Regions from separate parts of the Mus musculus genome. Here region 2 is linked to region 1. Evidence: chromatin contacts called from ENCODE POLR2A ChIA-PET data. All regions are on one chromosome and are shown on one strand. Each heading gives the region's core, a stretch centred on a gene start or an enhancer-like site at or near the end of the contact. The rest is flanking DNA. Distances are from core to core; before and after follow the strand shown. Region 1 holds the start of Atg2a (autophagy related 2A). Region 2 holds the start of Cdc42bpg (CDC42 binding protein kinase gamma (DMPK-like)).

The links. ChIA-PET counts read pairs that join two places held with the same protein, here RNA polymerase II (POLR2A).
Region 2: POLR2A ChIA-PET joins it to region 1 with 10 read pairs in Patski. The contact joins the promoter of Cdc42bpg here to the promoter of Atg2a in region 1. POLR2A ChIA-PET finds 5 or more read pairs at or near these places in 3 of 5 experiments (Patski and embryonic stem cell).

The regions. Positions count from the first base shown.
Region 1 is chr19:6,237,756-6,244,154 of GRCm38, reverse strand. It overlaps Atg2a (autophagy related 2A), which reads right to left and starts at 2,487. Exons shown (of 40, transcript NM_194348.3): 1 at 2,189-2,487. The coding sequence starts at 2,359.
Region 2 is chr19:6,304,905-6,311,486 of GRCm38, reverse strand. It overlaps Cdc42bpg (CDC42 binding protein kinase gamma (DMPK-like)), which reads right to left and starts at 5,030. Exons shown (of 37, transcript NM_001033342.1): 1 at 4,612-5,030; 2 at 2,270-2,361; 3 at 2,105-2,188; 4 at 1,665-1,760; 5 at 1,121-1,269; 6 at 599-692; 7 at 265-465; 8 at 1-165. The coding sequence starts at 4,771. Gm52380 (a long non-coding RNA gene) reads left to right here and starts at 4,941. Exons shown (of 3, transcript XR_003952842.1): 1 at 4,941-5,023; 2 at 5,775-5,852.

The sequences.
Region 1 (6,399 bases), core at 1,238-3,737:
GTGCTCAGGAAGCATAGGCAGGTGGACTGTCTGGAGATCTAGGCCAGCCTGGTATACAGTTGGTTAAGTGCTTGCCCAACATGCAGTAAGCCCTGGGTTCCATCTCCAGCAGAGTACAACTGGATGTGGTGAGGCTCACCGTGGTCCTGACACTAGGGAAGCAAAGGCCAGAAGATCAGGAGGTCAAAGCTGTATATGCTGAGCTAGAGGCCAACCTGGGCTACATGGTATACGAGATTCTGAGCACCTTCTATGTGGCAACCAGAGGCTGCAGGGATAGATAATGAGTGCCTTCGTCTCCCAGCCTGGCTAGGTTGTAGCCAGGGTCTCAGAATGCCAGGCTCTGACTCGGAGTCACTGAGCACTAGGCAAGGGTGAGCAGAACCTGCATATAACCCAGCAGCACCCCAAAGGTGAGCCAGAGTGAGGAGGAAGCAGCCAGGTGGAGGAAGTAGGATGCTGGCCCACCCCAGGCATGAGAAGAAGCAGAGAGACCTAGTCAAGAGCAGCAAGTAACACATCTTCATCCTAGACAGGCAGAGTTCAAGGTTAGGTCCAGGAGAGGGATTGATCCAAGGCCAAATGACCCCAGTCCTAGACCCACAGTAGAGCTATACAATCAAGACATAGGAAGGGGATGCTGTGCTGGGTTTGTATCCCTGTCGGCCTGGGAACGCCTGAGGCCATGAGTCACTAGTCTTCTCCCTAAGAACCCAGGTGCTCTGGGTAGTACTCGGTAAACACCCGCTGAGCCCACGGATAAACAAACAAGGCCAGAGCCAGAGGCAAGCAGAGGTTGAGTCAACCTTCCTCTTCTATTGATGGGGACACTGAGGCCTAGGCATTTGTCTTAGTCACTCCAGGTACCAGGAAAGCTGAGGCTGGGAAGGGCTCAACTTGGTCCTTGGACCATGTAGTTGCTTGGAATGCCTTCAAGGTAGGGTTGTAGGGTGAAGAGCAGAGAGGGGTGGGCTTAAGTGAGGTGCCTGGGCTGTCTGGGAGAGGCTAGAAAACAGCCAGGGCCCTGGACAGCCCCCCCTCCCAAAAAAAAAAGAAACAAGAGAGTGGACTGAGAAGGCATTCTGGCTGAAAGCAAAAAAAAAAAAAAAGGGAACACCCAGATGTTGGATATTTTTCTGAGCGGTTTAAGAGGCGAAGGTCAGACACCTCTTATACCAGGCCATTAGAAGATGCCACCATCTCTTCAACCCATATTTGTTCCCAAAGGCATGGCTCACCTCTAGCTCTTTCTAAGTGAAGCTGCAGACCCATAGGCCAGCTAGAAAAGAGAAAGAGGCCAGCCCTGCCACATGCCCATTCTACTGCTCTTGGAGCTAGGATGACCCCATACCAGCCCTTAGCTGGAGCCTCTAATTGGTGGCTCCTTGGCTACTCCCAGCCATCAGCTGTGAGTCAATGCCCCTCACCTGCCACCCCCAGCCTCCTGCTCAACTCCATACCCTAGGCCTCAGACCTCCTGAGCATCAGGCCCAGCTTCTCCTCCCATCCCCCACCCCAGCTAGCCTGAAGCTAAACCTCTACACCTCTCCTGGAGGGCTGCCCTCCAGGTAGAGATGCCAGAGACCAAGTCCTTCCCTAAACCCAAGCTAGGCCCCTCCCACTCTCCCAAAAGCAGGAAGTAGAGAGCAGCAACAGTCACACGAGGTGTGGATCAACACAGAAGGCAGTGACGCTGTTGTTGACATCCACATCCGGGGGCGATCTCCACCCCTTATGCCCAGGATCATGGGGTGAGGAGGTCAGGACACATCTTTCTACAGGTGCCCCTGGCAGGGCTCTTAACACCCCCAAAGCCTCCCTGACTACCCTAGTTCCAGCTCTTGTTACTGCCTGGCTCCCCACAACATCTCTCTGCTCCCCTAGCTCCCGGGAATCCCCTTCCCCAAGCAGCTCTCCCAAACTCCGTATGATGATGGTGACATTTTTTTTTTTAAAGTAACACCTCACTTCCTAGTCTGTCTCTCCTAGAGAGGTGAAGACAGAGACTTCTCTCCTAGCTTCTGGTTAAGTGGTGACGGGCCAGCCAGGGGGCCTGGCGGAGGCGGTCGAGACCCACTGGCCTCTCCAAACACGGTGCCTGTCCTCCAGCCCAAACCTTCCGCGAGGACCCTTCGCTGGCCCGTGCTCCCTCTCTCCACACCATCCCACCTCTGCCCTGCCTCCTCACCCAGGTTTCCAGGTGAATATCCCGCAGGGCAACGCTGCCCTTGTACAGATCCAGGCTGAGCTGGTCCAGGCTGAGGTGCTCCTGAAAGAAGTGACCCAAGTAGTGCTGTAGCAAGTAGCGGCAGACACGCTCTTTCACACAGTTCGACCATGGCCACAGCCATCGTGACATCTCGGGGACCGCCGGGCCCGAGCCGCTTCCGCTGGCCGACAGCCGGCGATCTCGGTCCGGCTGTGCTGTTCACTAGAGCCCCCGGTTCGCCCCGCCGCTTCTCTCAGCGCCAGGCCGCGCCCCCGGACGCCCAACCACGCCCCCACGCTCGCTGCCATTGGTCATTGCGAAGGGCGAGGCCCACTGATTGGCCGCGGGAGGCGGAGCCTTGAAGAGCGAAAAAGGGACTGGGCTCTTTGCGAGATGAAATGCTCCCAATCGTAGTTTACGCTTGCGCGTAAATTCTGAGTGGGAGGACCTTTAACCTCCTTGCTTCAAGCTGCGGAAAGGCTGCAACCGTAGGGCGACAGTCCGGGCCAGGAAGAGTGCGCATGTGCCGATTTGTCCAACTTTTTTTTTTTTTTTTTAGGTGATTGGGAAGAATTTAAAGGAACAGTGACTCACCCAATTTGTAGACAAGCTTATCAGAGGAGTAAAGTCAGTGCGAATTTTGCAGTCTATCTTTTGGCAACAAATGCACATTTGCACTTTTATAAAACTTTTTTTTTTTTTTTTTTGGAGACAAGCTTTTCTGTATTTGGCGGTTCTGAAACTCACACTGTAGTCCAGGCTGGCCTTGAACTCATAGGATCCTCCTGCCTCTGCCTCTCTATGATGGAATTTAAGGCGTGCATACATCATCACGCCCAGCCCTATGAAACTTGCTTTAGTCCTTTATCTTTTTTCATTTGCTTATTTGTTATTTTATCTATTTACATTTCTGTTTGTATGTTTTTCGAGACAGGGTTTCTCTGTGTATCCCTGGCTGTCCTAGAACTCACTCTGTAGACCAGGCTGGCCTCTAAAGCCTGCCTCTGCCTCCCAAGTGCTGGCGTTAAAGGCGTGCACCACCACTGCCAGGCATCTATTTACATTTCAAATGTTATTCCTCCCAGTTTGCCTCCACAAAACCCCTCTCCCCACTCCTCCTAGCCGCTTATCTTATCCATTATTGTTAACAACTCCCTAAAAAGGCACTATTTGTTTCCACTTTTTTTTTTCTTTCTTCTTCCTTGTTCTTTCCTTTTTTTGTTTTTTGTTTTTTCCGAGACAAAGTTTCTCTGTGTAGCCTGGCTGTCCTGGAACGCTCTGTAGACCAGGCTATCCTTGAAATCAGAGATGCATCTGCCTGTGCTTCTAAAATCTGGGATTGAAGGCACACACACACACACACCCATTTCTCTCTTTTTAAAAATTCTGTCAGGTCCCCAAGAAATTCCTTTTCCCAAATTCAGACATTTAGACAAAAGTGAGGATTCCCTCAGGGACATACACCAAGCCAGTCTTTGAATTCCAGGCTAGCCTAGTCTACAGAGGGAGTTCCAGAACAGCCAAGGTTACACAGAGAAACCCGGTCCTGCAGGGTGGGGTGGGGTGGAGTGGGGGATGATAGTTCCTACTTGCTAAGAGGAGCCATTCTGCTTATCTCTGGCAAAAGGGACTATGACTCACATCAATGAGAGTCTTTGGTGCCTAATGTATATCTATCAAGGTCCATGCTAACCTCTTGGGCTACCTGAGTCCCTACTCATAAGTACATGGTACAGAGTCATCCTGGCTGGCAGACCCTGTCCCCTAACCTCTCCAGCCCTGGAGGTTCATTTCTTTGCCCTCTTTGCTTTCTCTGCACCCCTGCTCCCCTCTCTCCCTGCTCTGGACTCTTCCAGATGCCTCTGGCTGTTCTCTTCCTTGCATCCACAAGGAACCCATGCCTTCTCCTCAGCTGTACTTTCGAGTGGCCATGTCCTCATTTTCATTTGGTTTGCTAGTGTTCCCAATTTAAGAGGTAGAAAATAGGATTATGAAGGTTGTTTAGCCCATCACCAGGAAGGTCTTTTTTCCCTCCTCTTCCCCTCCCATTTAAGGAATGCACAGCAGATTAAGGTCCCTCCCTTCTGTGGTTTGTTGGGGTCCTCTCTGAAATAATGGCTTTTCATATGTCTAATCCTAAAATCAATAATTCAACTTTCCATAAACTGGGATCTCCTCTTTCCTACAGCCTGGCAGCTAAAAATGGCCCCCCACCCCCCTTTATGGTTTTTCAGGACAGGATTTCTCTGTGTGTGTCACAGCCCTGACTGGACACTTTCTGGATCCCACTTTGTAGTCCAGGCTGGCCTCAACTCACGTGCCTCTGCCTCCCACCCAAGACACTGCCACACCCAGCTCAGAGAGACCCTTTCTTTCTTTTTCCCTTTCTTTCTCTCTTTCTTTTATAAGAGGATTGTTTATTTTATGTATATAAGCACACTGTAGCTGTCTTCAGACACACCAGAAGAGGGAATCTGATCACTTTACAGTAGCCACCATGTGGTTGCTGGGAACTGAACTCAGGACTCTGGAAGAGCAGTCAGTGTACCTAACCACTGAGCCATCTCTCCAGCCCTGAAAGACCCTTTTTTAAAAACAAATGAACAAACAAACAATGGCATAAGCAAAAATCCTGGCTTAGGGGAGAGACTTGGCTTCTTCTCAGCTCTTGGTAGGTGATAGATTGTTTCCCCACTGCCAGTGACAAGAGCCAATTCAAGGCAGATTAGATTATATTAAAAGCAGGTTTATTGGGAAGCTGCAATCAGGTGAGTTCACTGGCCCCAAGGATTGAGGCCAGGTGAGTCACCATAGGGCTGGGGTGGGGGTGGGGGGGAGAGAGCAGGGAGAGAAAGAGAAGAGAGAGACCAAAATGTCTGGACTCTATAGGCAAGAGCCTCTAGGCTGGAAAGTTCAAGGTTGAGGGCAGGGTATGCCAGGAAGGAACTGAGGGATGCTGGGAGAACCTAGAGGCCAGGTCTGCTTTCCTGGGGTCCTAAGCCAAATGCAAATTGTTAATCTCTGTGCTTCAAGACCAGGTCTGATAGTTTGGGCTGCTCAAAAGCTGTAGTCAAGGCTGGCCTTGAACTCCTAATCCTCTGCTGTCATTTATCATGGGTGCTGAAACTTCAGGCATGCTACATCAGGCCCAACAGGAGATTCTATTTTTATTTTACTTATTCTTTTGTTTGTTATTTGTTGCTGTTTGGGTTGTTTTGTTTTTAGCAGTGTTGGGGATTGAACCCAGGTCCTTGTACACACTAAACAAATACTCACACTGGGCTGTGACTTTGACTTGTTCACATCCTCCACCTTTCTGTTCCGATGGCAGCTCGGCCGCTCATTATGTAGTAGGGTCTTTAGAGAGCATCCAAGAGAAGTGAGTTGGACTCGGTGACGCCAAATTTGTCATCACTGGGAAGTGGAGGCAGAAGAATCAAGTTGAAAGTTATCCTCTGCGACATAAAAGGCTCAGGCCAGCTGGAGAGGTGGCTCAGAGGGTAAGAGCACTGAGGTCCTGAGTTCAAATCCCAGCAACTACATGGTGACTCACGACCATCTGCAATGGGATCCAATGCCCTCTTCTGGTGTGTCTGAAGACAGCTACAGTGTAGTCATCTATATACAGTAAATTAAAAAAAATTTTTTTAAAGGCTAATGGTCTCTCGGCTACCTGGGCTATCAATCAATCAATCAATCAGTCAATCAATAAGATTAACTATAAATAAATTTTAAAATTAACTACTACTAATAAAGTAGATGTAGTAGCTCACACCTGCAAGCCCAGCAGCTGAGAAAGAGAAGCAGAGGGTTGGCTGTGAATCAACCAGCCTGGGCTACATTGTGAGCTTTAGGTAAGCCTGGGCTACAAAGTGAAATAACCAGACTGGTTGTCCTGCACCTTTAATCTCAGCACCTGCTAGTCAGAGAAAGGTTCTGTGGATTCCAGGCTGGCCTGGCCTACATTGTGAGTTCCAGGAAAAGCCAGGACTATATAAAGAGACCCTGGGTCAAAATATACAAACTGTGTAAGTATGTATACAGGGTGTGGTAGTGGCACACCACACCCTGCATAAGAGGCAGAAACAGACAGATCTCTGTGAATTTGAGGTCAGCCTGGTCTGTATAATGAGTTCCAATCTACAGTTTGTCCAGTCTACAATTGTAAAGAATGAGCAAAAATATAAGAG
Region 2 (6,582 bases), core at 3,781-6,280, 65 kb before region 1:
GGTTGCAAGCCTCTCCCAATCGACCCCTTCAAAGAAGGGGTGCTTCCGGAAGTCGTCCAGCCCACCACGGCCCAGCCGCTCCTCCTGACGGCACAGCAGCTGTCGGATCAGGTCCTGGGCACTAGCAGGCACATCAGTCACATCAGCAGGGAACTGGAGGTGGTCCTGTGGGTCAAAGGAGGTGCAGGTCAGGCTCAAAGTCCAGCTGGTCTGAAGTTACCTGCAATCACACAATGTAGGGGTCCCCGGGCCACACAGTCAGACCTCGTGGTTCATGATCTTGCCGTAGGTTTCTACCAGAGATTCTGCATAAAAGGGTGTTTCCCCAAAGAGCAGCTCATAGGCGCAGACTCCCAGTGACCACCAGTCACACTGTGGGCCGTAGTGGCCCTTGCCTTCCTCCATGGCCTGTAGGATCTCAGGAGAGATGTAGTCCGGGGTCCCAACTGCGACTGATGAATCCACCTGTGTTAGGGGTGTTGGCACCATGAGGCCACAGGACTGGAGCCAGCACCCTACTCTCCAGGAACCCCTACCTGGAACCCGATGTCCCTGCACTTGGCTGTATCCTCGGCTCAATTCTAGGTGGGTTCCTTACCATGCCATTGTTGTTGAGACGCAGGCAGGAGCCAAAGTCTGCCAGGCGGATGTGGCCATTCATGTCCAGCAGGATGTTGTCAGGCTTCACATCCCTGAAGGATGGTGGAAGAGTGAGGGCTTGGTGTGTGTGTGTGTGTGTTCAGACATGAGCCTGATGCATGCTTATACATGCTCCTGTCCCGTGTACACGCTCACACATGCACCTGTGTGTACACGCTCACACATGCTCCTGTGTGTGTACATGCTCACAATGCTCCTGTGTGTGTAATGCTCACACATTTTCCTGTGCATACATGCTCATTCATATTCCTGTGTGTGTGCACGTTGGGGGTGCAGGAGTCAGATGTCCCCTGAATGGGTAACACATCACTCCTCTGCCACCATGAGTTGGGTAGGTTTGAGCCAGGGGCTTACCTGCTCTGAGCTCTGACTTCCTCAACTGTAAGATAGGCACACTGGCAAGCCCTCCCACAGGGCTTTAGGGAGGAAGACTGGGAAGTGACACAGCTTGGGGCCCCACCTGTGGACATAGCCCAGCTGGTGCAGTGAGTGGATGGCCAGAACCATCTCAGCCAGATAGAACTGGGCCAGCTCAGGTGGGAGGCGGTCCTCAAAGCGGCTCAGCAGCGTGAGAAGGTCCCCGCCAGCATAGTAGTCCATCACCAGGTACTGGAGGGCAGTGTGTAGAGCCAAGAGTCAGACTCAGAATGAGAGCACCTGTCGACCTCACATTGGCTCTTGGGGGGCTCTGAGAAGCCAAGGCTAAGCAGCATCCCTGAGGCTAGCTCCTTTTTTTTTTTTTTTCTTTTTTTTTGAGAGGGTCTTACAATGTAGTTCTGGCTGTCCTGGAACTCACTATGTAGAACAGACTATCCTTGAACTCACAGAGATCTGACTGTCTCTTCCTCCCAAGTGCTAGGATTAAAAGGTGTGTCCCACCATGCCCAGGAAGTGGCCAGCTCTTAAGCAGAGCTAAGGAAGGAGGGTGTAGGCCAGGAGATGGTGAAAGAGCGGCCTTTTCTTTTATCCCTGGCAAGGCTCCTCCACTACTCAAAGATCCTCACCAGGTACTCTTCATCCTGGAAGGCGTAGTGCAGAGCAGTCACCCAGCGGCTGTCTCCCTTCACTAGAACATCTCGCTCCTCCCGGAAACAGGCCGTCTGAAGCAGGTTTGAAGAGCAGGGGGGACAATGGGGTCAGCTCCCGGGAACTCCCCCTTTAGTAGCTCAGGGAATGGAGAACACAAAAGCCTAGAGACTCTGATCAAAGGAACAGCTCTGCTCAACCCCAGGCTGGGGTAGCCTTGGACGAACCTGAGCCCAGGCTTTCTGGTATTGGGCCTCATTATTTCCATAAAAAGAATAGGACAATCCCTTCATTTTAAGTAAAGTTCACTGTGAAGGGTAAGAGACGGGTGATTCTTCAGAGTGGCCCCGCCCCTTCTCCTGGCAGCAAGCATACCTTCACCTACCCATTTGCAGTGTACACTTGACCCCAAACTGACCTCAGCCCTCTTCAGCATCTCCCACTTATGCAGCATCTTCATGGCAAAGATCTGGCCACTGCCCCTCTGCCTCACCACGGCAACCTGAGGGGATGAAGCAAGGCCTGGTCTAGACCAGACCAAGTGCAAGGCCCCTCCTCCTCACCCACCCCAAGGCTTACTTACCTCCCCAAAGGCCCCTCTGCCAATCACCTTCAAGATCTCAAAGTCATCTCTCTGTAGACGCAGCTCTTTCACTTTTGTTACAAAGGGGCTGGCTGAGGGGACAGAGCGGACAGCGAGGGTTTTTTTTTCCTTACAATCTCCCATGAGGTTAGGATAGGGGTGACTCTCCCAGAGACAACCCAGCTGAGGGACAGATGAGAAGCAGGGACTATTTGGTCATGATACAAGCATGGTGAGGGTCCTGACTCAGTGGACCACCTAGCCTCAGAACCTTCCTGGGCTCTAGACTCCAAGTAGTCTCTTTATGAGGCACAGAGGGACCTTGTGGTCTTCTTTAGCCAGGGGCCTAATACCCTAGAGACAATAAAGACACCACTCTCACCCCTAGTTCACAGCCTTTGACCCCTCAAGGCCAGCCCAGGGGCCTATCTGGGAAACTGGATAGGTGACATTCTTTGTCCCCAGAAAGTTTCTCTGCCACTCAGGAACTGTGGGCCTGGGTCTGGGGACCCTGTAGCACAGAGCAATCTGGCTGGAGGTGAGGCCTGGGGTAGCCCCTGGGGGCAGGGAGGACACTTTCTACAGTGCTCCAGAAAGACAGGCTCTGTGTTCCCCAAGTGGGGCCTCTGGGTCAGGAACAGATACCAGCCTGCTCAGGTACTCACAAGACACTCAAACAGGGCCAAAAACTTCACCTGGTGCCCAATGCCAGCACCTGAGGGTGTGAGCACACAGGATTCCTTCCAGGCTTGATAGCCCTGCCACTTAGAGCCCTACCTCCCTCTCTGGATGGGGCTTATACAGGCAGGAACCTCCTCCCGCATCACAGTCTGTTTGCCCTACCACCACCTCCGCAAGGGCTAGGTCCAACCACTCCCAGGCTCTCCCCATAACTGAAGTGGCTGTAGGCCAGGGGGAAGGGCACCGAGTCTTGGGAAATGATGAAGACAGGAGTGACCAGTGAGGACTGGGGGACATCTACGATCTGGCACCTTGCCTCAGTTTCCCCCTGCCAGAAGGTAAACTCCCTGCCAGCTGGGCGGGCCTGTGGGTGGGACAGAGAGCTGTTCCACAGGTTTATCAGGCAGAACCCCCACAGCGGGGGAGGTGTGCAAACCTCACTACAGAAATTAATTGTCTCTTCCCAGGTTTATGCATGGAGCCAGGGAGGAGCAGCTGCCAGCCTGCAGAAATATCAGAGGTGACCACCAGCCACATTGGCCAAACTTGGTGCCCAGATCCAACCTCCTGGACAGGATGCCTAATACCTTTGTCTTGCCAGAAGGGGTGGGGGCTCTGGGCAGGAGCAGGGACAAGTTGGGGCAGGAGAGGCGTGAGTCACACCCGGCCTTGGAGTTACCTCGGGAGAAGTCAACAGACATGCCCTGTGTTGGGGTCCCAAGCAGAGGTGCCAGAGGCAGGCAGGGAGAAACACACATATGTGTAAACACACACACATGTGCCACATGCACACACCCAGGTACAGGTGTCATGTGGGAGTGATGACAAATCAGACACTTGTAAAACACAGAAGAGTCACAGAGAAACAGGCAGGCAACGGGGGCAGGGCCGTCTAACTGCTCTCACCCCAGAAAGAAATGGCAGGACTGGCTGGTAGACCCCCATCCATATTTGGCCTAGCCTTGTGTCTGCCCATAGCTCAGGAGCACCAAGAACTCTGATCGCCTACAGGGTAAACACCCCATGTTTCAGGCCCAATTCCCATGCCCTCCTCACCAAAGCCTGGCCAGATGTGTCCAGTGCCCACATTGGGTTTAGGATCACCCTAAGTCAGCCATTCCCAAGGATTCAGACGAATCAAATAAAACCACTTCTAACAAGACCCCAAATCCTCCAAAGGGGTTGAGGTTGGTTCTTGGTCCCGGCTAGGGATTGAAGTAAGGAGACTTGTCTGCAAGGTGAAGGACGAGGACTTTTGAGTGTGTGACAGGTGAGAGGGGTCCTAGAACAAAGTGCCCGTCCTCTTGAAGAACGGAGGAAATAGAGAAAGTCTGTATGTTTATGTCACACAAAACGGTGTCCGCCTAAATGTATGTTCTAGGTAGAGCATGAGGTGACCGTTGTGAAAGATGTGTATTGGCAACATGTCTGGGGTCTGTAGCAGGGTATGTGGGAAGTGTACCTTATGTACCTGTCTCTGGGAGTTTGAAGTAAGGTGCAGGTGAGCGAGCGGGCTGTGGAGACCAACGGCAAGCGTTAGATACAGCACAATGAGGAAGTTTCAGGAATATGCCACTCCCGGGAAAAGGTCTGGGGGCACAAAGCTCCAGGTGTTGTCGTCCCTCCAGCTTCCCTTCCCGGGTGTTGCCCGGACCACTCACCCCAGCTCAGAAACTGCGCCACGTTACGCTCCCGGCGCAGGGGGGCGCTGCTGAGCTCTTGGTGCACCCCCAGCAGCAGATCCAGGAGGCCGTCGAGCCCTGGGCTGCCACCAGCTTCGCCCCGTACCAGCTGCTCCAGCGCACGCAGCCGCTGCTCCATGGCTGCCGCTGGAGCCCCGAAACCCGGGCTAGAGCCAGGCCGCCCGCATGCCCCGTCCGTCCGTCCGCCCGGCGGTCCGTCTGTGGTCCCGTGGCTCGTTCTGCGCGGCTTCCCCCCTCCCTCCCGCCCTCCCCGCTGTCACCTTCCTCGGTCGCCACCCGCGCTCCTTCACCTGGTCGCCCGCCCCGCCCTCCAAGCCCGCCCCCGACGGACGGGCAGGTGCGCGCCGGCCAATGGGAGCCGCGGCTGAAGGTGAAGGTGGGAAGGCGGAGGCGCGCGGGGGCGGGGCCGACCCTCGTCCAGGAAGTGGGAGGGCGGGCCACGAAAAGTAACTCCTGGGCGGGGTTGGAGGGGGTCCGTTGGGGTCGCAAAAGGCCCCTCTGATCACGGTGCCACCCCAGTCCCAGCGCCACCTAGACCCTCATGAGACACTAACCTAGACAGAGCCTAGCGCAACTTCCCGCGGGACCCGGCCAGCGGCCTGTCCCTTAGCCAGGCCAGAGGGGCTAGGGACGGTTGCGGCCCTGAAGCCGGATGGGAGTTGTAGTCCGCTCTGGCCTCGGTTTGAAAGCGGCGCTAAGGCAACACACCCATCTACCCCCAAAAGTTTCTGATCTCCTTTAAATCCTTAAAACTAACCCAGAGACATGTAGTTGAGGTAGGATGGGCACACTCATTTAGCATGAATACACTGCGGCTTTGGAAGGCTGAGGGTAGGGGGTCTCTGAAACTAGATTCTCGTGTGGACCTAGATGGGACTGATTTTCAAGGCTTTGGCGGGAACAAGGCCCTGAACTGGAACGTGGAGGGCACAAGAAGTTTGAGATGTGCTGATGGAGGCAAAGGAGGTGGAGGTGCTGGCTGTGTCCAGGGAGGTTTTTTATTTCTGGCCATCTGTGTTGGTCTTGATGGTGACAGGCCAGATACCAAAGAGAAGGGTGCTCTGGTGTCTTTTGAACAACTTGTTTAAAGGCCTACTTAGAGGGCTTGCCTCTCCTTCCAGACTGCAAGCTGAAGACCTTGACAGGATCGAGTCATCAGCGTTGAGGGAGGAAGCATTCTGAATGTTTGCAGGGGCAAAGTGAGTGGGACACCCAAATCCCATCTAACGGGGTCTAGAAACATTACAGGGGTTATGTTGGGGTGGTGGTGTGGGAGTGCACGCCTTTAATCCCAGTACTTGGGAGGCAAAAACAGGTAGATCTCTGGGATCCAGGCCAGCCTGGTCTTCAGAGTAAGTTCCAGGACAGCCAGGGCTATACAGAGAAACCCTGTAAAAAAAAAACAAAACAAAAAAAAAAAAAAAAAAAAACCAACCAACCACTGTAGGTCTCTCATTTGATCTTTACAGAAGCCCCTTCTCCATGAGGTCCACAATTTGAAATGGGGAAAACACAGGCATATATTTCTTTCCAGATCTATCAGGCTGGGAAAGAGACTCAGGATTCAAATTCAATGCCATGGCACTGCCAAGGGAGGGTCAGGGAGGGCAGACTGGAGTTTGGATTTACGGTTTTTGTTGTTGGTGTTGTTTTTATCCTCTCATATAAACTAGGCTGATCTGGAACACACTATGTAGTCAAGAATGACCCAGAATTCCCAGGCGTACTGCTTCAACTTCCTAGTTCTTAGATTACAGGGTGAATTGATGGAGCCTACTGGCTCTCTCAGGGATTCTGAACCTCCTCAGCACAGGGCAGGGCTGGGGCCCACAGAAGCCACAAGGAGGCGCCAGAGACTAGGGGAGGAATGAGTGTCTAGTATTTGCAAGTCGTCATGGAGAACTAGGAGGCTGGGACCCTTCCTGTAAT